7 separate regions of the Mus musculus genome follow, and regions 2, 3, 4, 5, 6 and 7 are each linked to region 1. A link is a loop called in an ENCODE intact Hi-C map of the cell type or tissue named here. Cell type or tissue: heart. All regions are shown on one strand.

Evidence for each region. Peaks named below come from ENCODE experiments on the same cell type or tissue, not always from the same donor. Only the 100,000 strongest peaks of a DNase experiment are listed, where the experiment ranks them.
Region 2: it touches region 1 in a loop (2.5-fold over the local background); 7 of 42 quality-filtered maps call a loop at or near these places.
Region 3: a loop joins it to region 1, with 6 times the contacts of the local background. A loop is called at or near these places in 10 of 42 quality-filtered maps.
Region 4: a loop joins it to region 1, with 2.8 times the contacts of the local background. A loop is called at or near these places in 2 of 42 quality-filtered maps.
Region 5: it touches region 1 in a loop (5-fold over the local background); 19 of 42 quality-filtered maps call a loop at or near these places.
Region 6: it touches region 1 in a loop (2.6-fold over the local background); 3 of 42 quality-filtered maps call a loop at or near these places.
Region 7: a loop joins it to region 1, with 2.4 times the contacts of the local background. A loop is called at or near these places in 5 of 42 quality-filtered maps.

What each region holds. Positions count from the first base shown.
Region 1 is chr2:124,926,915-124,930,914 of GRCm38, forward strand. No RefSeq gene overlaps it. Among named protein-coding and RNA genes, the nearest start is that of Gm39920, 130 kb to the left of the region's middle. In heart, a CTCF peak has its summit at 1,768 (motif pointing left); a DNase peak (open chromatin) is centred at 1,717; H3K27ac peaks cover 310 bases.
Region 2 is chr2:125,187,872-125,191,871 of GRCm38, forward strand. Slc12a1 (solute carrier family 12, member 1) reads left to right here. Exons shown (of 27, transcript NM_001079690.2): 14 at 296-397; 15 at 2,319-2,474. Among named protein-coding and RNA genes, the nearest start is that of Gm46760, 12 kb to the right of the region's middle. In heart, a CTCF peak has its summit at 1,552 (motif pointing left); no DNase peak of the experiment used is centred here.
Region 3 is chr2:123,310,681-123,314,680 of GRCm38, forward strand. No RefSeq gene overlaps it. Among named protein-coding and RNA genes, the nearest start is that of Gm34430, 380 kb to the left of the region's middle. In heart, a CTCF peak has its summit at 1,731 (motif pointing right); no DNase peak of the experiment used is centred here.
Region 4 is chr2:124,739,510-124,743,509 of GRCm38, forward strand. All of the region lies in intron 2 of Gm39920 (a long non-coding RNA gene), which reads right to left. Among named protein-coding and RNA genes, the nearest start is that of Gm34484, 21 kb to the left of the region's middle. In heart, no CTCF peak of the experiment used is centred here; a DNase peak (open chromatin) is centred at 1,502; H3K27ac peaks cover 1,997 bases.
Region 5 is chr2:124,607,607-124,611,606 of GRCm38, forward strand. It overlaps a transcript of Sema6d not described here. Among named protein-coding and RNA genes, the nearest start is that of Sema6d, 44 kb to the right of the region's middle. In heart, CTCF peaks have their summits at 2,197, 2,399 and 3,160; DNase peaks (open chromatin) are centred at 1,135, 2,425 and 2,835; H3K4me3 peaks cover 2,726 bases; H3K27ac peaks cover 3,411 bases.
Region 6 is chr2:124,774,309-124,778,308 of GRCm38, forward strand. The region is part of intron 2 of Gm39920 (a long non-coding RNA gene); the gene reads right to left. Among named protein-coding and RNA genes, the nearest start is that of Gm39920, 18 kb to the right of the region's middle. In heart, no CTCF peak of the experiment used is centred here; a DNase peak (open chromatin) is centred at 1,643.
Region 7 is chr2:124,860,724-124,864,723 of GRCm38, forward strand. No RefSeq gene overlaps it. Among named protein-coding and RNA genes, the nearest start is that of Gm39920, 69 kb to the left of the region's middle. In heart, no CTCF peak of the experiment used is centred here; no DNase peak of the experiment used is centred here.

The DNA.
Region 1 (4,000 bases):
TCTCAAGGAGGATTAATTGATTAGAAGCACAGGCACACTTATTTATCATCCACTGCCTACCTCTCTGCTGGGCCTTAGGGTATGAAGAAGAATAAAACAGTCCCCTTTCTCTTTATTTTCTGCAATTTCCTGTACAAGACTTGCCCTGTCAGCAGTCAGTCATGGTAGGGAGGGCCCTGTGGGACCCTGCTCCTCCCTGTTGAATACTGGCTACAAACAGAAGCAGGTGGAGGGAGAGACATTGCCTTTAGTTGGGTACCCACTGGTGAGCCCACCAGGCTCCAGTGGAGAGTTCCAAGTCTGTGATTAAAGACTCAGTGGGTCACAAAATAAAACAAAAGGACACCTGGAAAAGGGAGGCCGGCAGGTTGACAGGAGTGGGAGGCGAGGGTAATTAGAACACATTGTATACAGGTATGAAGTGTCAGGGAACAAATTTAATTCATTAAAATATTCTTAAGATAAAATTTGTCAAAGAACTAAGTCTCTATTAATTCTCTAATTGTAATATAAGTGAAAATGTTAAGAAAAAAGCTAGTCGTTTTATCAGTGGGCAATGGAAGGAAGTAAAACCAGGCTAAGAGTCAGAAGCAACTGGTAAACACACACATCACACTACAGTGTGTTGAAGTCACTTCCACCTACAGTGTGCTGCAGGCACTTCCCTCTAGTGTGAGAAGGCACATCACACTGCAGAGCGATGTAGGCTCTACGGAATGATAGCTCGACCATGTAGGAGAATGAGGAAACTATTCCGCCGTGGACATTTAATCTTGGAAAACAAGTAATATTGTTTTCAAAAGGAACAAAATGTACAAAGGCAAATGTCTACCGTTATTTTGGTTAAGGTTTGTTTAGGGTTCCAGCAAATGCAGAAAGAAGGATATGATGAGGAGACTGAGAAACCATGTATGAAAGGAGTTCTCCATCCTGGAGCTGGAGCATCGCCAGGGAGTTCCGTCTCTTTCTGTTGAAAACTTGGAGACAACAGTTTAAGTTTGTAAGAGAGGGATGGAGTCAGGAAGACTAATCAAAATGCAATTCACTGACCTTCGCTTGGCTTCAGAGGGTGAAGACAGAGAAGCCATAAGTAATAGGTACCAGTGTGGGCTCTTGGGAGGAAGAAGGGAGTCCTGAGTGTATCATACTGCAGCGATGATTGCATCACAGGGTTGAAAGCAGAGGGAAATTTCTCTCTGTGTGTCACTGACTGCTGACAAAATGGAGACCTTGTGACCACAGGCCATCTGCAAGACCTGGGTCATACAGAAATAGTGAATTCGTGCGTAATCTCTGGGGGTTCTTCGGCGACAATCGCAGACTTGTTTGTCTCTCCCTTTGGCATTTCTGTGATGCCGTTCCTAGAATATTTTTCCCTGGATGTTTCTTCTCACCCCCAACTTTTCTGCATCAAAGGATGCTTTGGAAGCCTGAAGCCTCCGCTGTGAAGAACATTCACTCAAGACTGAACTCCTAAAGCCAGCGTGGTATGTTCCTCTGTGTCTAGTTTCCAGCTACTCACAGTATGAGGGCCTTGTGCAAGGGATAAAAATGTAACTAGAAAAATAAAAACATTTTCAAAAGCTCCAAATCCTCATGCATTACTCTGGAATGATACAGTTCTCAGAATTCTAGATGCCATTGCCCAGTCCCACCCATCCCAGGCTGTGGTGGGTGGTATGATCTGGAAGTCTGCTATGCATTCAGGGGAAATAAGCCTGGGCTGACTGTGCATAGAGAAGGAAGACACTGCCACCTGCAGGCTCTAAGCTTAGGGAGATAGTAAATGTTTAATTTATGGGAGATTTGTTTTATTAAAGTAACATTTTCATAAACAGTAAAAGTCTCAAAGTTGGCTCACTTACTCCTGTACCTTTGAGCAACTCCGTTCCACAGTAGTCAAGAACTGTAGCTACTAGTGGAGAAGCTGGTTCTAAGTTAAAGGTAGCCAATGTTGGCGTTGTTCCGTGGGGACTGAGAACTAGCCTGGACCTTGCACAGGTGACACTGGGAAAGTGATAAGTAATTGTCTGCTGACGTTCTCTTTAAACCCTAAGCATACTTTGAGCCTCAGTTCCTTTCATTGTAAGCTAAGGCTATTAGATAAGATTAGATCGGTGTTTTCCAAACTGTGAATGCTGTGCCAGCATTGGTGGTGAGACCAGGAATTGTTAATATTAATTGCATCTGGTTCTATCCCAGGCCTTAGAGTCAGAAACTGCAGAAGGCAGGCCTTCAGGTGTGAGGAGTGCTCAGTCATATGACTTATAAATATTTAATATGCAATTCCTTGCCTCTAAGATGATGTCATCTGTAGTCCAACTGTCTCCTGGGAAGGTGGAGTTTGGGGGTGGGGGAGGAAGGGAAGGGGATGGTTGAGCTTCAAGAAACCCAGGGGTCCCTCTATTCTCCACTAATCACCATCTGTATGGTCAAGTAAATGTCTGAAAACGAAGCCTTCACCCAAGCCTGTCAAGTAAGGCCACCACTCTACCAACTTCTGTCCAAGCTAAGTTGGGTTTCTTGGTGATGCCCCAACTGTAAAATGTCTTCCTTTAAAGCCAGGTTTTCCTCCTCTTCCACAGAATTTTGCCAATGTCACTAATCCACATTTCTCTTCCTGCCTAAATCCCTCAAAATTCTCTAACAGCTCCTGATATTAAGAGCTCATCTATACACACACACACACACAGAGAGAGAAAGGGAGAGAGAGAGAGAGAGAGAGAGAGAGAGAGAGAGAGAGAGAGGCTGACTCTGAGTTTCTGCTCTCTTGACTCAAATGTTCAGCCTGTGAGTCTGATGAGTTACAGGTACAGTCAGGCAGAAACTGATTTTTAATGAATTATTGATGATTGGTTTTAGAGAATTCTCCGATTATGAATCTGAGTTTTTGAAAAACATTCAAGCAATCTCTATTTTCCTTATCCTTCTACCACAACAGACTGAAGGCAGAACGGATTCTATGGAAGCATCATAATAATTTTACAAGTAGTTACCAGCTTTATACGCATACACAGGGGCAAGGGTTCAGAGAGACGGAGACAAACTAAAGAGCTGAGGTGGTGAGGGTCTCCCAGGCACTCGGCTAGACCACTACATGTGGATTGGTAGATTAATCACTCTTCAAATTTCTTTCATCTTTGGAGCATTTGCTTCGGAACTCTAAAGTGTATGTATATATAAACCCCATTGAACCAAAATTTTAAATACTCTTTTTAAAAGAAACAAGAAAAGAAGTCAGATTTTCAATGTAGTTGGTGCTAGAAAAGAAACTTCAATATGAGAAGCCATGCTGAGAACTGTGATGTTAAATGCTGTCACAACAATGAGTGACATTGAGGATTAGAGTTGTTTTCCAAGAGGCCAAAGAGTTGGTCAGAGGTCTGAAGTTACCCCTAGTTTCCTGCTTTCACATAGGAGGTGTGATCATCTAAAAGTGGTGTGCAGGACTCTGAGGCCAAGGAACCATTCCTTTATGTGAGGCTTCCCAAGCTCCTAGCCCAGTGCTGACACACAGTGAGCCCTTTGCAGAACCACTTCAGGATAAGCACATTAATGCTCGCAGCCATTCGGAAACCCAACTGAATAAAGTTTATTCTATCTGTCTTTATACAGATGGCATTTTAAGAGGTCTGCTTGTTTATAAAAAGGGCCATTTGCAGTAGACCAAAAATGAACAGTGTCAAAGTTTGCATCCTCATTTAATAGGATTGTTCCACTGTTTTAGGATTCTTGGGGAGGTGGTTTGAGTATACACTGGGTTTTGTAGAAATTCACGCTTTACAAATTACATGTTGTCTTACTGAGCCCTTGTCAGCAATATGGCTTTCTACATGATCTCTAGTGGAGAGATACTTTCTGCACAGCCCAGAACAGCTGTCTGGAAGCTGCTTGGCGGACGATGGTGGTGGCATTTCAACTGGGCCAGTCAGTGAAAGACCCCTTATTGTCTAACAGTACGGAGCAAGCTACAGAGTGGATCGTGTGCTTGGGATCCTTT
Region 2 (4,000 bases), 260 kb after region 1:
CTATAGAGGAGTTGTTGGTGTGCTTAGCTCTTGTAGAGACAGAGGTTTGGATTGTCTATTTTCTAACTGGCAGGTTTTTCTTGAGTCTCACTCCGTGGAAACCTCGGCTGTAAGTATGTATATCGTCTCAAAAGAAAAAAAAAACAAAAAATCAAAACAAAACACTAACTTCTTAAACTTTGACAGCTGCGAGCTATGTTTTCAATTTCCAGAAAAGTGGCGCTTCCAGGCCTTAGCAGCTGCTCGGCCGCCCTCCCGCTGCACACATGTCACTCATACTGTTCTTCTCTTGCAGCCGAGCTGAATGTCATTGCCCCCATCATCTCCAACTTCTTCCTGGCCTCATATGCGCTTATTAATTTCTCCTGTTTCCATGCCTCGTATGCCAAATCTCCAGGTAAGCCTAAATGAAAACATAAGCCTAAGCAAACAGTTAGTCTCGATAAATGAAATAAGTCCGTGAAAAGTGTTCAATCTGTGTTTTTATGTTTTCTTATATCTTTGTAGGCAGCATAATCCACTTTATTTTGGTGAGTTGGGGGATGACTTCCGAAATAGAAAAGGAATCATATGAGCAATGGCCTTTTTGACCAACCGTAAAGTCAATTTTCTCCTGTGGCAATAAATTATTCATTGCAAGAGAAACCACATTTATTTCAGCAGTAGAAAAACACCACTATTTATTTCCAGGGTAAAAGTGACCACAGGAGTGGAATAAATGTATATATTTGAGACCTCCTCACTATCAATTTGTTTCCTGCCCATGGTGCAGAAGAGAAGGATGAGCGGTTCCCATAATTACCTGCTGAATGCGGGCAATGCAGATCTACTGCCGTGCCCACGCTGGGGGCATCGGTACACAACTGCTCTGTGGTCTTAAATCGTTTAAAATTCCACACCCAAGAGCTGTCTCCTAGCTCATCACCCCTCATCTCTCATTTGCTCCCACTGTCCTTCTGACCCCTCCAGAAAGTCACCTGAGGGTCATATGACTCTCAGAAAGTTCTTCACTGTGAAGACTTTTCCTCCAAGCTACTAAATAAGTATTCTTTTACGATTTGCCCCCATCCTCAGCGTGTTGACAATGATGTTTGCAAAGAGACTGAGGGGCCTGTGTCCACACAAGGCCACTGGGTTACAGAAAATAACTGAAGATGTTTAGTGTAGTGTGGTTTGTCTTTAAACACAAATCCACAATCCTGTGCCATGTTTTGCTATTAAAAACAAAAACAAAAACAAAAATAAAACCCAAAACCCAAAACCAACCAAACAAACAAACAAACAAAACCAAACAAGCCAGCTACAATTATCAGAAGAGTAGAAAGGAGTAATGGGAAAGAGAGAAAAGGGGAAGAATATTTTTTAAAAAGTATGCAGGAAGACACCTGTAGATACACAAACCCCAAAATGACTCTCAAAATCCACCCTTCCCCTCCCCACCCACCTGACCTCCATCCTCTGTCTCTGAGAGGAAGCAGAACTAAGAACACCTGGGGCTTCTCTAATGGCGTTCCTGGAGTGCTGTTTCCACCTTGTGGTCATTGAGGGAACTGCTCCTCTAGACAGACTCCCGCTGAGTTGCAGTGACTCCAGATTTAAAGTTGCATTGACCCAGTGACCAAATGTGTCCTACAAATCAGGTTTTCCCATCCTGACTGAGCTGTTTCCTAGGCTCTTTCACTTCAGAAAACTAATAAAACATAGAAATCTGTGTGTATAGGAACTGTGACAGACACTTTAAAATCTAATGCTGTACATATCAATGTGTTGTGCCTAAGGACCACAGATAGCAAAATGTCTCCTCTTCTGTGAGATTATTGCTCATTGCTTCTGATGGAGCAAACATCGTCTTCTTAGAATAAGAGTAAGGCAGGCTACCTCTATTTCTCTGTGCATGGAGCAAAAGCTAACCAGCTCTCGGGAAGACAGGACATTCTTCTGCCCACCTGTTGCCAGGACACCACTTTTTCCAATGTACCCTCTTCCCTTAGCTTCCTGGTGGTGTTGATTTTATATTCTTGAGGTTTGGTAATTTGGGAAGACAATCAGGACTCACAAGAAGCACAGAGGCGTCTGTGACCATCTGCTTTTCAGGCGCTTTCTATTTCCCAACGTTTACAGCATCATCTTTGGTACAAATACTACTTTTGTAGATCAAGGATGCAAGATCATAAAAGAAAAAACAGTTAAGAGCTAGGACATGGACCTAAAAACTACAATTTTATGCCAGAGGAGGATTTGTTAACTGCACTTTTATAGTACAGAGTGGTACAGTAGCATTGATGTGTGCAGTTTTTCTTTATTATTTCTCCTTCCAGGATGGAGGCCTGCATATGGGATTTACAACATGTGGGTATCTCTTTTTGGAGCGATTTTGTGCTGTGCAGTCATGTTTGTCATCAACTGGTGGGCAGCTGTCATCACTTATGTCATTGAGTTATTCCTCTATATCTATGTGACTTATAAGAAGCCAGGTAAGAGAAAAAAGGCCACCTAGAATGGACTTCCGTGGCTGTCTCTATCCATCCATTTGTATGTTTACCATGTAGCTTCCGTGTGCTTACATGTAGTGTGTGCAAGGCAGTTCATCACAATGCTATGTTACTTAAGGACAATGATGATTAGCACCGTGGAGCTCTACACACGCTGTCTGCTCATTTAATCCTCACGGTGATGCTGCGCATTTGGTGATGGGAGGCTTGTTTTAGAGACAAAGAAATTGGAGTTCAGAGTGTTGGTCATTTACCAAAATAAGAGTCAGGGTGTGATCGAGCTGAACTCAGGCCTCACAAGTGTTTCCTTCTGTCACCTTCTTCCACTGTCCTAATGAAATAAGACCCTGTCTCTCAAGGAGCTCTCAGACTCAGAGAGGCAGTTGACTATAGCACAGCATAATGCATCACAAGAGCCGTGTAAACACGCTGCTGAGAATAGGGCAAGGCGTGAGCAAGCTCGGAGCTGTTCAAAACTCTCTCTGGGTTCATAGCTCGTGTTCACAGAGCCAACTACTCTGCGTGAGTTTAGTGAATATTTGTTGAATGAACAAAGTAAGTTCTAAAGCGGCATCAGGCCATGTGGAGGTGGTTAATGGCAGGGCAGGGATGAGGTTCCGTGGAGAACAGGAGTGAACTGAAGATGCACACACGGCCTTAACAGAGATAGAGTTCTTGAAGACTCAAGAGAAGGGCCATGAGGTGTCCTGGAAGTAAGAAGTAATCTGGATACTGTGGACACTGAGGCCTGAACTTCAGCTCTTAACTTCAGAACCCAGGAGGACGGAGAGCACAGTTAGAAATACCCAGGGCTCAGAAGTCAGCATTCAGAAGCCCAGCTCCACCATTGTGTCACCGACATTATTCTGCCAGCCAGGCAGAGATGGTAACAGCCAGTCCATACTGTAGCATGTATAAGCAATTTGTCCTTTGATATGGATGAATGGCATATCATATATGAACATACCACAATACATCTCTTTTGTTGATTGACAGTTGATGGGCATATAACTATATTCACTTTGGGATCTATATCTATATATAATTTAAGTGGATCTCTGTTTTCATTTTTGTTGAGTAAATGCCTAGGACTAAGACTGCTTATACATGGTGTATGTGACTTTTCTTCCAGATTGTCTGCCAGAGTAACACCGTTATTTTCCCCTCCAAACAGCAGTTTATAACAGCGCCCTAGCCACTCCACACCCTTGGCAACATGGAGACTTTAAAAAGCAAGTCGGTTGCTTTTAAAAGTCCTTTTTAATAGAGGTGTAGTCTTAGCCACTGTTGCCTGTAGGCTTAGATTTTTCAAAATATACTTTAAGAAGGGTTCTTAAAGGCTTCAACCTACCTTCTAGTCCACATCTACTAGAGGTAGAGGAAAAAAAGAAACGTTCATAGGAAACAGGAATGTGAGCCTGTTTAGAAATAGTCCCTGGGTGCAATTCCAGTCTTCAATGTCAGGATAACAGCAGCAGTCCAGTTCAGTCTGAGACACCAAACGTAAA
Region 3 (4,000 bases), 1.6 Mb before region 1:
AAGTTTTGCCTGAGGAGGGCCTTTGTTTTCATCTTAAAAAATAATAAGCAACCTTTTCATGGGAAAAAGAAAAAATGACATTGCTTCATATAAAATGTTAAGGCTTAAGAGATTTTAAAAAAATACTGTCTTATTCATATGCATACAGCTGTGCATAGAGTCTTTGGTAGCTTAAATGCAAGAAGAACTCAGGATAACTGAGTTGAAATCCGATGCAATGCCTAATTAAAAATGCAAATTCAAAGTTGCTAGAGCTCTTCCAGCTGAGCAGAGTAAACAGGAGAGGGGAGAAAAGGTGGCATAAAGTCACATAGAGAACTGAAAGGATCCTGTGTGATACAAGAAGCAAGAAGCATAGAGGAGTCTGGTGTCAGAGGAGTAAGGGATGCTGGGCAAGAATCCTTGATGGGGCAGAATCAGAATCAGCTGAGCTTGAGCAGGACTTGAATTTTATTTCCAAGTATTGGACTGCTGCTACTTAGAGGAAATACCCTTGGCAAGTATTACTGAACCCCCACTGTGAATAAGCATGCAATGTATTATCCACTGCCTTTTCTGGGTTACACAGAAGTAGAAGAAAGATGAGAGGCAATCTAGGTTAGTGAGGTGGAGAATTTAACCCAATGTTTTGATGCAAAGACAATGATGCTATGATGAATGCAACCTACTGTACACAACTAAGGAACCAAGAGTTGGTGACAGGGCTTGGGCAGGAGAGTGCTACTGCTGAACAGATAAGATCAGAGTTGAGGACAGACATGAGTTTTCATGCAGTTTGGACATGGCAGATACAACATTAGCAGGACAAGCCAATTGGAGCACAAAGCTGGGTGGACAAGCCAGCTGAAGAATGCAGCTATGTAACGTGCATTCTTGCCTGTTTGTCTCACCCATCCAAACTTCCAACATCTATGTCTGCTCCACAGAAGTAGCTGACTGAGGAGAGGAGTATACAGCTTGCAGAGCATGACATTAAGAGAGACGCCTTCCCTGAGTGGACAGAGTGGAAGGGCATCACACAGACAGGGCTTTTTGTCCTCTGTGCACCAGTGTGAAGATTTAATGCTAAGCACAGAGGCAGTCTGAACAGTGTAGAATAGGGTTGCTTGAAGTCCACGAACTGCTCAGCAAACACTAGACACAAAGCAAGATCTCTTTTTGTTCTGGGTTTTTCTGGGGGATGGTTCGTGAAAACTGGTTAGCTTTTTTTTTTTTCTTAACAAATCTAATATGACCAGCCTTCTGTAATATGTGAGCTTCACATATTACATATTCACTTCATAGCATGCCTATGCCTTATGTACAGCCCAACAGAGGCACTCTTCATATTCGTTGGAATCACCAGGAATGCTGCTGAAATATAAGCCATTAGGACCACCCTAAGACATTTATATTCTTCTGAACTAGTGTGGAGCCCAGGGAACAAGATCTCTTGAAATCCTTCCGGCTAGGCTACAGGCACTGGTTAGCCAAATGGGCTTTTCTTTCATCTTTAAAACATGCCCCAGAGTTCCCCTCCTTTGTGCTTTTATGAATTTCAAGGTTAGAAGCAAAATTCTGTTATGGATGTTCGTCATCTGTATTTGAAAGAAAATAGTAAAAAACGTTGGTAGACGTCTAGTTGGCCGTGCTAGTTTGATCTGCAGGCTCCACAAAGGTGTTGCATCCCTGGAGTCCGTTAGGATCAGTCAAGGGCAGATATGAACGCTGTACTAACAGATACCATGAGAGGGCAGCAGAGAGCTGGCAAGATTTTCTCTACAGGGCAGGGAAATCTGGCTAGGCCGGATGGAGAATTCTTGGCAGATGCAGGAGGAGGAAATGTTTGAACCTTTATGGGGAGCAAAGGATGTAGTTATCTTTGCTCCATAAATATCTTAAATCGGAGTCATTACTCAATTGATAAACTGAGATCAGTGGAGGACTGAACACGGTGGGGTCAGTTTTAAACAGGAGCAATGGACTTATGCTCTGAGATATTGGCGAAAACCTCAAACAGCAAGCCAGTTTGTGAGATGAAGCTGGGTCTTATAACTACTCATGAGACCCATAACCTGAAGAGTCTTTTGCCTAGATTCAAACCCAAATCAAGAGAAAAAAAAATCTTTATCTAAAAGTTGAGCAAGTCTTTGCAACCTAAAAAAACACATGTGAACAGGGTATGGAAAGGAACAGATGAGAGCCAGGATTGCACCGGTGGCTGCTGACATCACTGACAAAGTCTCTATAAAGCTAGTGCCTTCCCCATCGGGAATAGCCATTAGAAGCTCGAGGCAGACACAGGGGTGGTATGTGGCTTGAGGCACACGGGACCTCCTTACTAGATAAACTCAGAACCAGAAATGTAAACTACAGAGATAGCACCACACCCAGAGAGACTATTTCAAGGTAAGCTGGCAAAAGTTTGAGAATTGCACACTGCTTTGTTGCTGGTAGTGTGGGCTTGGTGCTACCTTAGACTGACATTTCCAGATTGTTCCCTGACATCTTGCTGGTGTAGGTGCAGACCTGAGCCTCCACCTCACTTGGGAGCTTATTACAGTGTTGAATCCTTGGGTCCTGCCTCAGACCTACAGAATCAGAATTTGCATTTTAACAAGATCCCCAGGTGATTCATATGCATATTATGCATATTAAAATTTGAAAAGTCCTCTGCTAGAATCCAGTCTGGATAGGATCTGATGCCACTGATGTTATCGAAGATTAATAAGGACACTTTGGAACAGGGAGATAGACATGCTTCAGTAACATTAAGTAGGTATGTTACTAATGTGTATATTTGGGGTATTTTGTTGTTGCTATATCCTATTTTGTTTCTCATAGTTACATACAACATTGACAAACATCTTTTTTCAGAGACCCAGTAGTAGGGAAAGCTGTGTCCTATTTCAGTTTGAAGGAACATGTGGATCAAAATTGGCGTTATTCAAAAAGGATACATGATTTGTTGGAGGTTGTCACTTCTGTGTGCTGACTCCTATCTCCCAAAAGTAGCTTGGTTGCTTCTATTTCTTCTTCTTTTCTATTTAATTAAAAAAAATTTGCATACACTGTGTTCTGATAATGCTTTTCTCCTCCTGTAACTACTCTTCCCAGATCCTCCCTGTCTCCCCACCCATCCAACACCACATCCCCTTTCTCCCTTTCTCATAAAAAATAAAAATAAAAAAGAATGTCCTTCACAGACTCACCTGTTTGATGTTTGTATATTTGGTCCTTAGCTGACGATGCTGTTTCAGAAGGATGTAGAACCTTTAATTGGTGAAGTCTTGCTGGAAAAGGGGAAGCACTGGGTCAGGGTGGGTTTTGAGATCTTACAGCTCAGCACCATTTTCTGCTTGGTCTTTGCTTCCAGACCCTGAAAGCAGTGTGACCATCTGGCCTCCTGACCTGCTGCTAGGCATTCCCTACCACCATGACTATGCCTCCTTAAACTGAAGCTGAAGTAAGCTTTCCCACCTTATGAAGTTTTTTTTTTTCCACAATGACGAGGAGCATAATTAATATGCTAGCTGAATGCCATGTACTTTTAGAGGCCATTAGTACATTGATCACAAGACAGTATATGCTTGTATTCGTTTCTTGTCAATGTTTAAAGATAATGCACCAATTCAGAAGCTTAGAAGAGCACAACTTTATTTTCCTATAGTTCTGGAGGTCCAAATTCCAGTTCACTGGCCTACAGCGATGGTGTCAGCAGGACTTGGTTGTGGAGTGTTGGGTGGGGAGGATCTGAGCCTTATCTTTCCAGCTTTGATCCACTCTTGCTAGCCCCATTGCTTTTCATGTCTCCTGTCTCCACTCCTCTAACCTTAAAGTCAATGGTTCAAGATCTTGCTTCAGACATGCAATGTCAAACTTCACTTTGTGTATAAGAACGGATATCTGTGCTCATGCATGAAGCAAACTCACATACTGAATACTGTCCCTATTTCAAAAGCTTATTTCAGTCACATTTGACACAGCCACTTTTTCCATATAAGACAACATTCACAGGTTC
Region 4 (4,000 bases), 190 kb before region 1:
GATATTATATGAAAGCTACAGAGAGAGGACCGGAATTGGACTATGTGTGACTTTCTGAAAAAAAAAAAATTTCCAGGGAACTAAAGACAGCCTCTTTTTTCTCAGCTTTGTGACTGAAGAATTAAACCAAATCAAGAGAACCACGGAGATGTATCCTGATTATAAAAAGGCTTCCATACAGAGTTCTGCAAACCAAAGCTTCAAATATCGCCAGGAAAGGTCATGGTGGGAGCGAGATTCATTACAAACCTGAAGTATGAACTGAACTCCACTCTGCAGAGTGGAGAGCTCTCAATACCAGCAACTCTATGAAGAGCTGGCTTCATATCTCTCCTCCCCAGAGCAATCTGCCCTTCACTGGATGGCCTTTGCTGTCCCAAAACATAGCTCCACCAGACAGATGGAGCAGGCATGATAGGCAGAGGGATTCAACATGTCTGAAGGCCTTAGGGGGGTTGATGAAGGCAAAGCAAGAAAGCACATCAAGCAGCCACCATGCCCCCTACTGTGCCAGAATTCTTCTGGAAACTCCTGGATCAGAAGACCACTCTAAGGTGGAAGCCATCTCCTTGTGTGCCTCTGGATTCTAGGACTAGGACAGACAGAGTCACCTTTGTTACCAGGGAAGTGTGAAGTTGCCGTTCAGTGAGGGAAGGCAGGCAGGGAAAGCAAAGGAGAAAGGGGAAGATGTCTGTTCTCTGATAAGAAGTTAGAATATGAAGGCTGAAGGGTAAGGAACTGCAACAAGCCCTAGGGGTTTGTTGCATGTACTCCTGTGGAGGGTCCTGCCAACCTAGGTAACTGGAGAGATCATCTCGTGAGGTCTGGCCTGACCTAAAATACTATTTTTATGTCTCTGCCTTGGGGTTAGGATGCTTCTATTTTACAATATGGCAAGTGTGCTTGAGCAACCGGAGGCCCAAACAGTAAGTGAGAAGCAGCTCTTGACTGTGAGGGAGTCAAAAATTGAGATAAAATAAATTTGTCAATAAACCCTTTTTGAAATAGCTTTCAAAACCAACAGAAATAAACCAGAGTTGAAACCTTCTTCAAGCCACGTGACCCAAAGCTTTGGAGCAGACGGATAGCACACAGCTCCCTCACTCTCTCCTCTCTTTCCCTCCCAGGGAATTGTGACAAGGGTTATAAACCAGTTCCCTAAACTTTGAAACTACAAGGATGGAGTTGAAGGGCTGATGTGCCAACCCTGAGCTGAGGCTGAAGGGGCTGCTCTTGTCTTTCTTTCTCCCACAAACCTGACAGTATCCTAACACCAAACCCGAGTCACTTAAGGGAAGAGGAGACCACGTGGAGGAAATAGATGTTTCTCACTGAAATGGAAAGGAGCAGCATCAGATAGACCACCGTTTTAGCTGGGAATCCCAGCAAGGCATTATGGGAAACGCCTCCCTGGGGCTAGCCAGAGTGAATGTTGGAATAGAGAACAGATACGAGCGAGTACAGCTGCTGTAGGCGAGACGAAGTTTCCATTCCACTGAAACTTAGAAGCACTCAAATCGAATTTTCATGTTGGTGTGGCAATGGTGCTTTGCCAAGAAATTAAACTTAGTAACAGGCAGGTGTTTCCGGGGTGCTTTCAAATTACACTGCCTTGAGAGTCTTAGAGGAAGCAGATAGCATACGAATAATCAAGAAATAACCAGAGAAACGGGAAGAAAAATAAAAATAGTGCTGCCTTCCTCGTATTGTTTGCCGTTGCTCCCCTCCCCACGTCCTGTTATTGCCAGAATGCTAAGTGACCTTTTCTGTGTTTAATTACCCAAAAGAAACAAGAAATGAATGTCAGGGAAAGAGAGGGGCTCCTATCCGGAATAGCTTGTCAAAATAACAGCCCCCAGGGTCTTTCCTCTTTCTGGAGGATATTCAATATTAGCTTGAAACAAGTGGAGATTAAAATGGGAAAAGGCATATGTCTGAGACACCAGGGAAGGTAGAATATGCTCAGGATTGAAAACAGTCAAGCAACGCCATGTCTCAGAAAGTAAAGGCTCTCTGTTATTCTTTGGAAGAGGGCAGTTCTTGTAGGGTACAATGTTGCTGAGAATTTTAAAGCCAAGTTAAAGTGAGATGCTCCTATTCAGAAAGTTCTTGTGATGATATCCACTTCCCAGCAATATAATCATTTCCACTGGCTATCGCGCAAACAGAGCTTCTTATATAAACAAGCTGCAGAGAGTAAGAAAAATGCTCAGAGTTCCTGACATGCAGTCCTCTGTCACACACCATTCTCTCCAAATGGCCACAGAGAAAATAATACTAATCTCCCTGCTGCTCATTACTTTATTAGCATCTGATGCCTTAGGTCCCTAATGAAATCCACTTTACTGCCCTGGATTATTTCCTGACTCAGTGACTTTTTTCATTTCACTATTATGGGGCTTGATAAGAGCTCTGGGGAGTGACATAAGGGAACCTCCATTTGAATTATAAGACTTCCCATTTGCAATTTGGACACTGAGCCTGGACACCTAGACTCCCTTTTCGGTCTTCCAGTCAGTGTCTACATAAACAGAGATGGCGCAGGGTCCTGGAATGGGTGCACCATTTAAGTCTAGACCAGTTGTTCTTAACCTTCCTGATGCTGTGACCCTATAATTCCTTATGTTGTGGGGACCCCAACCATAAAATTATTTTCATTGCAACATCAAAACTGTAATTTTGCTACAGCTATGAATTAAAATGTAAAAGTCTGATATGCAGGATACCTGATAGTCACGTGAAAAGATTGTTCTGACCCCCAAAAGGGGTGGAGACCCACAGGCTGACAACCAGTGGCCTAGGAAAAAGAATGTATTTGCTGAATTGTGCATGGAGGGGAGAGGGAGGAGGGAATGACAGGATCATGTCTCTTTTAAGGACTTAGTGGTTGTTTGTTTGTTTGGGTCTTGTTTAGTAATCTACTCAGAGAGTTTTAGGGCTAGATAGGTCTAGAACTCCTCAACTGAAGCCAATCACAGAAGGGATGTTTTCCACACAGAGATCTGTCATCTTCCAAGTTCAAGAGAGCACTATTCCAAAAATTCTATCTGAAGTTACCTCAAACTCAGCTTAAGCCCTACAGAGTTACTTGTCTGGTTTGCTTTCTATTGTGATAGAACAGTCCATGACCAAAAACAACGTGGGGAGGAAAGGGTTTATTCGCCTTATTTGTCAGAATCACAGCCCATCACTAAAGGATGCTGAAGTTCAAGGAGGGCTGGAACTCAAGCAGGAACCTGGGCAGGAACTCCTGTAGAGATCAAAGAGTAATGCTCTATACTGACTTGCACCGAGTATGCTTATACCACCCAGGGGTGACAGCTCACCACAGTGACCTGGATCTCCCACATCATCACTAATAAAAGCAATATCCCCTAGACCTTCTTATAGGAAATCTAATGAGGATATCTTCTCAATTAGTTTCCTTTTCCAAAATGACTGTAGTTTGTTCCAACTTGACCACAACAAACCAGTATAATTTCTTTTACTTTCCATAGACAGGCAGACAGACAGACAGACAGACAGACAGACAGACACACACACACACACACACACACACACACACACACACCATACTACTAGTTTCAGGTTTCTAAGCACTGAAGTGTTTCTTTTTATAATGCTGTCCACAGACCAAAGCCCAGAATGACAAACACCAGGACTCTGTGCTGCGCTAACTGCATGGGTCCTCACCTAACTATTTATGCTCAACCTAAACCCACACAGAAATCATGCCAGCTCAGTGGAATAATAACAAGAGGCCTTTAGAGCGTGTTAAGTGATGAAGAATAAGCCCTCATGAACAATATTGGTGTCCACAGAGCCCCATTGTCCTACCATGTGACCACTGGGTAAGAAGATGGCAGCCTGCGAACTAGGAACTGAGCTATTCCCCACCACAGAATCTGCCTTGAAACTGGCTCCATAATCCATCTATCAGAAATGAGTGTCTGCTGTTTAGAAGCCATCTACTTTACTGTGTAGCCACAATAGATTAAAC
Region 5 (4,000 bases), 320 kb before region 1:
GTGCCCCCCAGTGCTGGGCACCAGGCCTGTCCAGGAAAGGAAGAGGAGAACCCTGGCCCATTAACAAGTGTCCAGTTGGGAGACATCCTAAGCAAGATAAATTAAATAACATTTCATAACAGAGAAGACAGTCATTCCGGCCCATACAGAGGGTTTGTGGGCTGAGGGTACTCTGACACCTAGACAACTTGTTGTTCAATCAAGAAATCAGAAATGAAGCTGAACCACTTTATAGGATACCAGAGAAAGCAGGAACATCAGGAGAGTGTGCTCCAGTGAGGGGCAGAGTGTGAGCCAATGTTAGTGCCTAGAGTGCAGAGTGGGTGGGAGAACGGGAATTGGCAGAAGTTAACAGGATTAAAGAGCTGAATGGTATGAAGTGGACAGAAATGATGGGAATCAGAACCACTGCAGTGACAGCCGCCTGAGTGCTTTCCTTGGATGCTTTTCTACTAAAGACTAAATGAAGAGTGTCATTTTCCTCTCAACACCCCCCAACTCCCACCCTTCCCCCTCTCACACACAACACAGACATGGTAAATCCTCAAGAGTAATCTTTGACCTTTCTACCCATGTCATGCTCTGGCCTCTCGGCCTCCGACAGAGCAAACAGAAGGATGACTCTGAGGTCCAGGCTGATATTTAAAGTGAAAACATGTAATTCATGGTTTCAAAGGACCCATCAGCATATTCTCCAGCAACCCACCAGACCATCATTCCTTTTATTCCCGGATTTAAAGACTCGGTCTGGGTAAAACTGTAATCTCTGGGTATCTTTTCCTCTAAGGCTGCCCACATGTGCAGGAACCCAATTTATACTGAATGTTGTAACTCACTCTTAGTAATCTCAATGCTCCAGAGTCTCTTCTGCTTCAGCAGAAGGACTGCCTCAAGTTTGAAGCCAGCCTGGGCTAAATAAGCTCCAGGCTAGCCTGAGCTACAACGTGAGATGTTGACTGGGGGTGTTTGTGGGGGGTGGATTCAGGAATCTGAAATGAACCTTTGCTGCTCCTGCAGACATGGGACAACTGGCAAACCTGTCGGGGTGGCCGGTGACTTGTTTCCTCACTTGGCATCTTCACAGGGTGGCCAGTACCACCCTCTGCCCGCAGAGCAGAAAACAAGAAATAACTGCTGGCCAGGAAACAGCCCCAGCTTTCTGGGTCAGAAGTTGGCCAGGGGAGGACCTTGACTGCCAAGTAACTTGCAGTGATGTCAGAGCCCCACACAACCAGAAAACACCAGCCAACCAGGAACAAAAAACTTAACAGCAAAACAAAACAAAACAAAACAAAACAAAAAACAAACAAAACAAAAAAACAAAAAACAAAACCAACACTGAGCTAGCCTCGGAAGCTGCTCTTTCTGTCCCCCCATCCCTTTCTTGTAACAGGAGGAACAGGGTGGGGGGGGGGAGCTTGCATTTTAAAAGGGGTTGTCTTTTTTGAAGTTCCTTTTCAACTCCAGGGCAGTGTTCTTCCTAAATGTAAACATATATCTATGTGCGAGAGAAAAGCAGGAAAAATCATAGACAAGAATATGCTTCCATGCCGGGTCTCTCTTTCCATGGTAATTAACCACACTCAAAGGAAAACCAAAAGTTTGGCGGAAATGCTCTCTTCTTTCTCTCTCTTTAAGAGAGGGCATCAGGGTTGATTCCAGCCACTTAGAACCCTTAAGTGATACATGATTAGATTGGAAACTAATAAACATAGCCCGTTCTTGGAAATGAACTTTGAATTAAGATCCTCTTGTTTGGGAATAAATGATTCTTTTATTTCATTTATGACAGTCCGTACATCTTAAATGATGTCGCTTCAAGGACATTTTCATTTCTCCCACAACGTATTAAACGAAACACTTGCCTGTAAAACCGGCTCATTAGCCTGCAAAATTACACTGTACTGAATGGCTTTCATTCAAAGTGGAAATAAGATTTTTAGTAGGCAATTTCTGTATTTTCTAAAGCTACAGCTATGTTTGATTGCGTCTTCCCAGCTGTTTTACTTGGTGGTTATAAAGATAAATGGGGGAGGGGGCTTGTAAAATGAGCCAAAAAATAAATCCTACACTAGAAAACTAAGTCAAAACTTCGGGGTACAACTGCGCCCATGGCACCACTGGGCTGCAGCAATTTGTCCTCGGGACGTCTGGGGGAGTGTGGGAGAGTAGTGAGGGCGCCTGGAGGAAGGGAGAGGAAGGGAAGGGAGAGGCGGCTTTGCTGGCTACAGAGGCGGCGCCAGCTGGGCGACCCGGCTCCGGGAGGCGCGGGAGGAGCCGCTCGGATAAGGTGGGAGAGCCTGGGCGCGCGGCCGTGCGCGATCAGGGACGCGGCGGCCACCGGGGTCGAGGCCGCGGCGCGCGTGGGGCTCTGGGCGGCGCTGGCCGCTGTGGGAGCTGCAGAGTGGCCAGGGAGCGGAGATCTAGGGGAGCGACTCGGAGATGGATCGAATTACACCATTTGCCGAGCAGCGGTTTGTTTTGCTCGCGCTGGGTCCCGCCGCCGCCGCAGCCGCCGCCAGGGCTGGAGCGAGTGAGTTTCAGGATAGATCGCAAGACGAGACCCGAGACCGTGGGATTGCTCTTTCTGCACACTGTCTTGATTGGCTCTTCTGTCTGACCGTGACAAGCTTCATTTGTCTGTTTTTAAAAGCAGGCTTCCCCATGAGAGGTAAGACAGTCGCCCAAGCTCCGCTGACGCTCTGGGTGCGTGATGGGGGTGGGACCCCGAGCCGGGAGCCCGCAGCGCAGCTGTGTGCGGACGCGTGTGTTTGCGTGGGCGTAGCGTCGTAGCTCCCGGGAGTTCATTGCTCTCCCAAGCCACACGGTCTCCAGCGGTGCCCGAGGCGCCAGGGGAGGTCTGGCTGACCAGTCCCAGCTGGCCGGTGGGCGGCCTGGGGGCGGGGCGGGGCAGCTCGGCCCTCCTCCTAGGCGCACCCCTCCTCTGAGGCGCACCCCTAAGGGAAGAAAAGACACCCTGGGCTGCGAGGAAAAGTTTCTTCTTGGCAGGGCCGGCTCGGCGCCGCTCCGCAAGCCGTCAGGGTGAGCCCGCCTTCCTCGCTGCGGGGCTTGGAGCCTCCAGCCCGCCCGCAGCGCAGCCCGGGCCGCCGGGCCAGCTTCGGCCGGGAGAACGCAGGGACAGCCTGGGAGTGCGGAGCCACTGACTGTCCACGCGGGGACCGTGAGCACCCACTCGCGGGTCTCCCAGCCACTCTCCCCCGCAACTTTGCGTGCTTTGTTCTCTGGCTGAAAAAATGCTCCACAGAAGCGCCATAGACCGGGTCTCCTCCAGGCGGCAAGGGCTCGGCCGGGAGACGTGTTACGCTCTCAGCTCCCCATCAATTATGGATGGAAACAAATAAGGAAAAGTCAATTTTGTATGAGCCGCGTCTTTCGCAGCCAGAGGCGTCTTGTAGCCTGGAGCAGAGGCAGGCAAACCGAGCCCAACAACCAGGTAGGGAAACTTCCAGATTCTGCTGCAATGACCCTCTGTAGAAATCGAGGCAGTAGCTGCCCTGGGGAAATTTGGAAGCGCTTTCAGCTCCCAGTCGGGCGTCTAACTCTTGGGTTCTAAGAACTTGAAGGTGTGGATGCAAGCTGAGTTTGGAATTTTTTCTCATTATTCGGCTACCAGGACCATTGTACTATTTAAATCTAATAACTTGGGATTTTTTTTGTTTTGTTTGTTTTGGTTATTTTGGTGGTGTTGTTGTTTTCTTAAATGTGGAGCGCGCTGGGGAAGAGGTAGGGGAAGTATTGCAGTAGGGTCTGAGTTAGAGCACTGGGGGAATTGGACTGGTCAGTAGTCAACTCCAGCATCCTTAGAGAGGGACCGCACATCGTTGTTATAGATATACGTGCCCCCCCCCGACTTTGTGTACAGTAACCGGACCCCGTGTCAGCCACTAAGGCTTCTTTTCCTTACATGCAACGCTGCATCTGGTTAGTTGTAGGAAAGGTCGAGGGCTACTTCCTCTCAAAACTAATAGCTATTACGAAT
Region 6 (4,000 bases), 150 kb before region 1:
GAGTGGTCGTGCTAGAGAGATGGAGAAAAGAAAGACCAGTCCTAGCTGGGGGCTACTGAAGAAGAGGGATGGACAGGTGGCGCAAGCCAGGGGTACTTTTAGGACAATGACATTTTTTTCTGAGTGATGGTAGAGTGTCAAACACTTGTCAGGGCACATGTCAAAATATACAACATTTGTCAAAACCAGTTGAATGTGCATCACAAAGAGTGAGAACTCCTGTAGACTAAGAATGCCAGTTAATGACCATCAGTCTGTCAGCTTCTAAGAGATACACCACACTCATACGAGGGGTAAAGAGGAGGATGGGAGCAGGGTGTGGAGGAGAAATGTGAGACAAACCTTTAGGAACTTCTCATTCTTCAGCAAACTTCAAACTACTCAAAAGTAATATTTACTGCCTTGTTTTAAAAATACGTATAGAATGGCAGAAGACACTATTTCCCTCACCCGTCCATCCCTCTTTGCCCCAGGCACTGAAAGGGCTTGAGAAGCTTAAGAGGTGGGTATCTTAACCGACCTTCACCCCCGGGCATCCCTGCAGGGACAACCCTCCTGTACGCAGGCCACGCACAGTCAATGCAGCTGAGGTTCAGCTCGCTCTAATACCGCCTCTTAAACATTGCCCTGCAGAGAACTGCAGCTACCTACCACATCTATCCCATCAGAGTTCAGCGCAGAAGTGAAGAAAAGATTAACCGTAGCCCCTCTATGGCAAGTCAGTATGGGATACACCTCAGAAAAAGGATGAGCCGCCTCTCTCTCTCTTTTTTTTTGACATTTTTTTTGTTTTTTTTAATTTATTTTATTGGGTATTTATTTCATTTACATTTCCAGTGCTATCCCAAAAGTCCTCCACACGCTCCCCCACCCACTCCCCCACCCACCCACTCCCACTTCTTGGCCCTGTCGTTCCCCTGTACTGAGGCATATAAAGTTTGCACGACCAATGGGGATCCATCCCATAATCAGTTTCCAAACGCTGACACCATTGCATACACTAGCAAGATTCTGCTGAAAGGACCCAGATATAGCTGTCTCTTGTGAGACTATGCCCGGGCCTAGTAAACACAGAAGTGGATGCTCACAGTCAGCTATTGGATGGATCGCAGGGCCCCCAATGGAGGAGCTAGAGAAAGTACCCAAGGAGCTAAAGGGAGCTGCAATCCTATAGGTGGAACAACATTATGAACTAACCAGTACCCCCCCTTGAGCTCGTCTCTCTAGCTGCATATGAATCAGAAGATGGCTTAGTCGGCTCTCTTATGCCACCTTTGTTCTCTAAATCTCTGATGCAGGCGAGTTGGTACTTACAGAGTGGTTTCACTCAGAGGCCAGTGGTAATGAGACAGAAAGGAAGCTGACAAGCAGCTCTTCGAGGCGTTCAAGCTGGTTGTTCACAGGGTTTTGTTTTGTTTTTTTTTTTTAACTATAATTCATTCATAGAGATCCCTTGTCTTTCAGAAGAGAGAGATCTGATTCTTTACTTTGATGCTTTATGAATGCTGCCAGGAATCTGTTACATAACATGAAGATCAAAATTTCAAAGCCCTTCCTGTTCGGGCTCTGCACCAGCCACACTTCCTGGTCATCAGACTGCCACATGGCAAGGCAAGGCGAGTTTCCTCATGTCCAGTTGGCAGCTTGGCTGACCCTGGCTGCTCATCCCGTCCTCCTGCCCTACAGCTGGCTCTCTGGCCAGTGTGCAGAAGCATTTCATCTGGCATGGAAGGGCATGGCACAACAGGGCCATCCTGCTTCCACTTTTCCTTTGGACTAACAGACACAGGCATTCATTGCCAGTGCCACTCTGTCCCTTAGGGGAAAAGTAATAAACCCACTTGGAAAAAGACCTCATGTTGTTTTCAGGCACGACAGCCAAACTGGTTTTGGGTTATTAGAAATTTACCGTAGATATTGGGTCTTCAAAAAAATCTACTTTTATGCCTTAGCTCTGTACAAAGCCCTGGTCCTGTTGTACAAATAGATTCATAGTTGGGGGATGGAAATGTCAGAGGTCAAGTAACATGGCTACTCTGTACCTTTTCACTAATAAAATTACTTCACCATAGCAATAATGAATGGAATCTTATTCTAAGTAGCCATAGTTAATTAACCTTCCAAACACCAAACTTCCTCCAAGTAGAAATACAGACATACATATGATTGTAAGATGCACATAGCCTATTATATACCCTGTCCAGGCTCCCAGCAGCCAATGGGAGCTGGACTTGTCGTCCTTTGATGACATCACACCAACTCATGTTCTCTTGAGTAGGTTCACATTTACAAACTCATAACTCGAATAGCAAGTGTAGTCTTTGAACTGGGACTTTCAAAGCTGGTGCCAACAGAACACATCACTCTGGATCAACTCAGTCTCTCTCAACAATCCAGAAGGATCTGCCTCAGGCAGCTCAGGAATCAGGGGTACGGTGCAATAGTATGAGGACTCACTGCTGCATTGCAAAGATGCAGGGCTGTGAATCGAGCCTTTCCTCCTGAATGTCTGGAAAACAGTATTCAAAGACTGATGTAGTCAAATGGCTAAAGTGTTTCCTTTCCATTCTAAGTTGTTTGTGAGAGGAAAGAATTATGTTAGGAAAGCCCAGGGAGCTGCTAAGTTAGTGTATACATGTCAAGGTTTGCATGGGGAGGGCGAGTGTTTCCTCTCCCAGACACAGATGCATTCAGCCCTACTGATTAAGTTGGCCCTAAGGAGCTCTGGCCCCAACTTTCATATTCATATTTCTGGCTCTATTAACCACTGTCTCTGTGTCCAGTTGTGTTAGCAGGTGACAGACAGAAAGGGCCATGCAATTCTGCTGCCAGTCAAAGTCTCACATCCTGCCAAATGTCCTGGTTTCATGGGTCTGGCTTTTTTTTTGTGCCAATTGGTTTTAGTGACATAATTATTCATCCCAGTTTCAGTATATAATTGGATGATTATTTTTTTTTTGGGTAATCTGCAACTGTGAGTCTGTTATTTCTCTGACGTTAGTTGTATGGAAAGGTTGAAAGTATAATTCTGTTTCTGCTCTGTCTTAAAGGAAGCAGGAATGAAAGTCACAAGGAGGAAAGGGAGAAGGATATGATTAGTCAAACTCAGTTTGGGAAGATAAATGAGTGCCATCAAATGCATGAGAGCCTGCATGATCCCAGGGCTCCGAAGCACAGTTAGCGCAGGCTGTGTTCAGTGTCTGACAGCAGATTGCACTGGTCTCAAGCAAACCACAAATGGTGGAGAGGGGGTCCCAATGGTCACCCTGCTTTAAGCAATGACTGTCTTCCTTTGTGTTCACTGAGGCCACTCCCAGTGTGGGGAACATCTAGATGCAAAATGATGAGGCTACTAAACATATGGCTTTGCATCCAGATGAGTCCGTGTCACTGAAAACTGGCATTTCAGAGGCCAAAGAGGAAATCCTGGAAAATATACTCCTCTAGTTGTATTTTTCCATCTGTTTGACATAAAAATATTCCAGAAGCCAGAGATCACAACCCCTTTTGACTGTTAAATATTTGCTCTGAATCTCTTGTTTTTCCAGTGGTGAATGTTTTGTTTTGTTTTGTTTTTCTTCCTTGAAGGCTGCCTGTTATTGTCTGAATAAGAATCCTGAAAAAAGTGCTTCTACCCATCCTGAACTTATAAAGTAGGAACTTCTCAATTAGCAAAGCACTCATTAGAAGTTGAAGAATGAGTCTTCGGAATTCTTCTTCAAATATCTAAACCCACGTCATAACAGGAAGTGGAACAGGAGTTTCTTAGTGCCTACGTGCTTTAGGGGGAGTAATAATTATATCATACAGAGACCCGGATGGCCACAGATAACCATGCACTCAGCAGAAGTCCTGTTTGAATTTTCATGTAATGATCCAATGCTCACCTAATTATCATATCTGGCCAATCCATGTTGGAGCATACCACAGTATATTGAGTACTTGATTGACAAATGATTTACACTGCGAAATTGTTTTTTAAAAAAAAAGATAGTAGCAA
Region 7 (4,000 bases), 66 kb before region 1:
TAAGATGAGAAGTCTTTTAAGTTTAGTGGAAAGAAAATAATACAAAGTAAAGCCAAAATTGAATGCTATTTCTAACTTATCCAATTAGCAAAGACTTTGAAAATGGTCTTACTCAATCCTCTGCGGGTGGGAGTGCAAATTGGTACCGTCTTTTGCAAAAGTAATTTGTCAAAATACATCAAGAATCTGAAAAGTGTCACAATTCTTCGGCTCAGTTTATATACTTTCAGGAATCTAGCCTAAGGAAAATAATTTGAATTTTGGATAAAGATTTGTGCACTAAGGAGTTTATCTTCCAACACAGGAAATAAATTAGATGTTCAAGAGACTGCCATCCTGGAATAAATGAAGTCATTATCTGATTGAAGAATTTTATATGGCCGAACAAAGATATAGGAATGTTTAGTAATATGTGCTTTTAAATGGATTAATAAGTTGCACATGCCATCAAGAAATGCTATTTCATCTAGGCAAAAGAATGTATCCTTAGGAAAATAATTTTTAGAAGGAAAACCTAGCAAAATCTAAAATAAAAGTGGTATTTCTATTTGGGGGGGGGCATAATGCAGATGTAAGTGATTCTGTCTGTCTCATGTGTGTGTGTGTGTGTGTGTGAGACGTCATCACTTTCAGCAATCAGCATGTGTTACTTTTTTAATTAATATGTGTGCTTTAAATCTGTACCAGCTCTTCACCTCTTGGATTTCCCTGGGACAGACACTATTGAACCATGTTTGCTTTGCAATTTTTCCCCTTATCTTTATAATACCACCTTTACCGTCTTGAAAAAGGATCTTTCTTATAAACAGTTTATGAAAAGACAGGTGAGCCTGGGGAGATGGCTCAGCAGGTGTAGTACCTGCTCTGCAAGAATACGGATCTGGGTTTGCATGCCCAGCACTGCTGTAAAGCCAGGGTGAGGGTGTGCAGCTATAAGCCCAGGTCTGAGGAGGCACAGAAAGGCAGATCTGCATGGCTCACTGGCTGGACAGACTAACCAAATTAGTAAGCTTCAGGGTTCAGTGAGATCGTATCTCAGAAAATAAGGTAGAAAGAGACTAGAGAAAACACTCAGTGTCAACTGATAGCCTTTCCACCACAGGCATGTGTACACACACACACACATACACACACACACACACACACACACACACACACACACACACATACACACACACACATACACACACACACATACACACACACACACACACACACATACACACACACACACACACACACACATACACACACACACACGGAGAGAGAGTTAGACAGACAGACAGACAGACAGACAGACAGACAGAAAGAAAGACAGAAAGACAGACAGAAAGACAGACAGAGAGGCAGAGAGACAAAGACACTGCAGAAACAGAGTTACACATACATAGTGAAACAACAGGTCAGACTGTATACAGTGCCCCCCGACCCCCCCAAAAAATTTTCCCTGAAGGCCACTGAGTCCTAAGCATTCCCTTGTACCTCTCAATAACACTGTTTCTAGAATAGTATTTCTCACAGCTGAAATATGACTTCCTGTGTCCTGACTAATTAAAGGAGACTGCTAGATGACTGGTTGTCATACTTAAAGGTTGATGTCTAATAGTGGCGTCAACAAATAGAACCTGGATTTAATGCAGGACTGGCCCATGATGTTTGCCTCCACTGGACATTACAGCTAGTACATGGGCATGTCTTGCTGGTAAGGCACTGCCAATAAGCCGTCTACAGGATCCCGATGAAAAGTTTCTGGTACACAGTCCATCCAGCTACAAAATTATGCCTCACCTTTTAAAATAAAACTCATGTTAACCAGAACGCAGAGAAACTTCCCTCACTAACCTTGTATCTCAATATTGCCCATGAGGTTATAATAGAATAGAAGAAATGTGATACCAAACTCCTGAACTTACACTGGCTGATGAAAGGCTCCTTGAAATCTTGAGCCAGACAATTGTATTCTTGGTGGTGTACATATTGTAGACCATGTTGGCAGAGAAATCAGCAATCTTGTTGATGTCTATGAAAAGCCTACTAAGGAGTCTTTGGATGCTTTTCTTGCCTGTTCTCTTTTGCCTCTTATGGGCAAAACTGCCTCCACCATTTTTCCAACTACACTCTCAGTAGGAATCCCAGTCCTATGGACAGTCTCACCCTTTACATGTTACAGATGCTCCATCCCTTGTTATGCTGAAAGAATGAGGGGTTTTAAATAAATTCTTCCTTCTGGTGTCCATTCTGCCACATAGGAAACAGGTGAAAAAATGTCCTTTCACCCTTCATGTCTGCCAAAAAAGGCCAGGATGGGGCAGCACAGTGAACAGAAAATGCAAAGCTGGAGGTGGGGTGAATAAACCAATACAGGAAAACGAACGTATGTCTAAGTGGCTTTCTCCCACTTCCTCGGGAATGGAAATATTATATGGAAACCTGCAATTCTGACCTTAATCATCAATCAAATTCTCTGTGTATAATGGAAAACAGACTTTAATATTACTGTCCCCAACTTTCTAAGCACCCAGACCCAAAGCAGGCCACGCCAGAAAAGGTTAAACTAGTTCAAGGTAAGTATAAAAAAAAAAAAAAAAGACTGTGACCTTTTCTAGTTCTGTATCTATTAAAAACATCGGTGGTTTTGCTTTAGTAGAGGCAAACCGTTGATATTAAAAGGTCTTGATCTACGAGAAAATACATGCTGGTGTCATCTATGACAGAGAAACAGGGCAGAGAAGGAAGAGACAGCAACCAAAAACTGTAAGGTAGTAAGTTATTGGAAGGGATGTGAGGGTGATGGTAGATGATCAGGGACTGAGAAAGGATGGGATAAGCTCAGGAGAAGGAGCTGCTATGGTGAGCAGCTGGGAAGTCGGTAGCTCCTGGTTTTATTTTTGTTTGTTTGTTTGTTTGCTTGTTTGTTTACAGCCCAAGCACTTCCCCTCTCCTGGGCTCCTTCTCCCCCCACCACACCCCAAGTGCATCATCTCTGCCGGACTAGGCACATTCTCTCCCACTGTGGCCAGACAAGGCAGCCCAGTTAGGGAATGGATTCTATAGTCACACTACAGCTTTAGAGGGTGCCTCTGCTCCAGTTGTTGGGGGACCACATGGAGACTGAGCTGCATGTCTGTTGCATACATGCCAAGATCTCATTCCAGCACATGTGTGTTCTTTGGTTGGTGGCTCAATCTCTGAGAACTTCCAGAGGTCCAGGTTAGTTAACTCTGGTGGTCATCTTACGGGGTTCTGCTACCTTTCAATCCTTCCTTCAACTCTTCCATAAGAGTCCCTGACCTCTGTCCAATGTGTGGCTGTGAGTATCTGTGTCTGTCTCAATCAGCTGCTGAATAGAGCCTCTCAGAGGACAGTCATGCTATACTCCTGTCTACAAGCCTAACAGAGGATCTGTCATTAATCATTATTGTCAAGGATTAGTGCGTGCCCATGGAATGGATCTCAAGTTGGGATGGTTGTTGGTTAGCCATTCCTTCAGTATCTGTTCCATTTTGTCCCTGCATTTATTTTATTTAGACAAGAAAAGTTTTGGGTCAAAAGTTTTGTGGGTGGGTGGTATCCTTATCCCTCCATTGGGAGTCCTGCCTGGCTAGAGGAGGTGGCCTCTTCAGGTTCCATGTCACCCCTGTTAGGAATCTCTGCATCAACTCCTGAGAGCCTCCCCTATCTCAGTTCTCTAGGATTTCCTAAAGTGCTATTTGAGAGAACCTTACTGAGTCTCCTCCTACAGAACCATAAGAAGACAGAGAGTCCCCAGCTAGCTATCTTGAGCTTTGAACTCAATAATTCCCACCAACCAAAAAGATTTAACTCTAGCCAGTAAAGAGTGGGGGGAAACGACCCAAGCTTTACTGCAGTGTATGATCCCCAACATCTATTGCTAACACAAAGCCATATGGTGTCAAGATACACAAATAAGAAAGACATGAGCAAAGAGACACCATACATATTCACTCCCAGAGAAGTTCCCTGCCTTTACCCCAGAGAA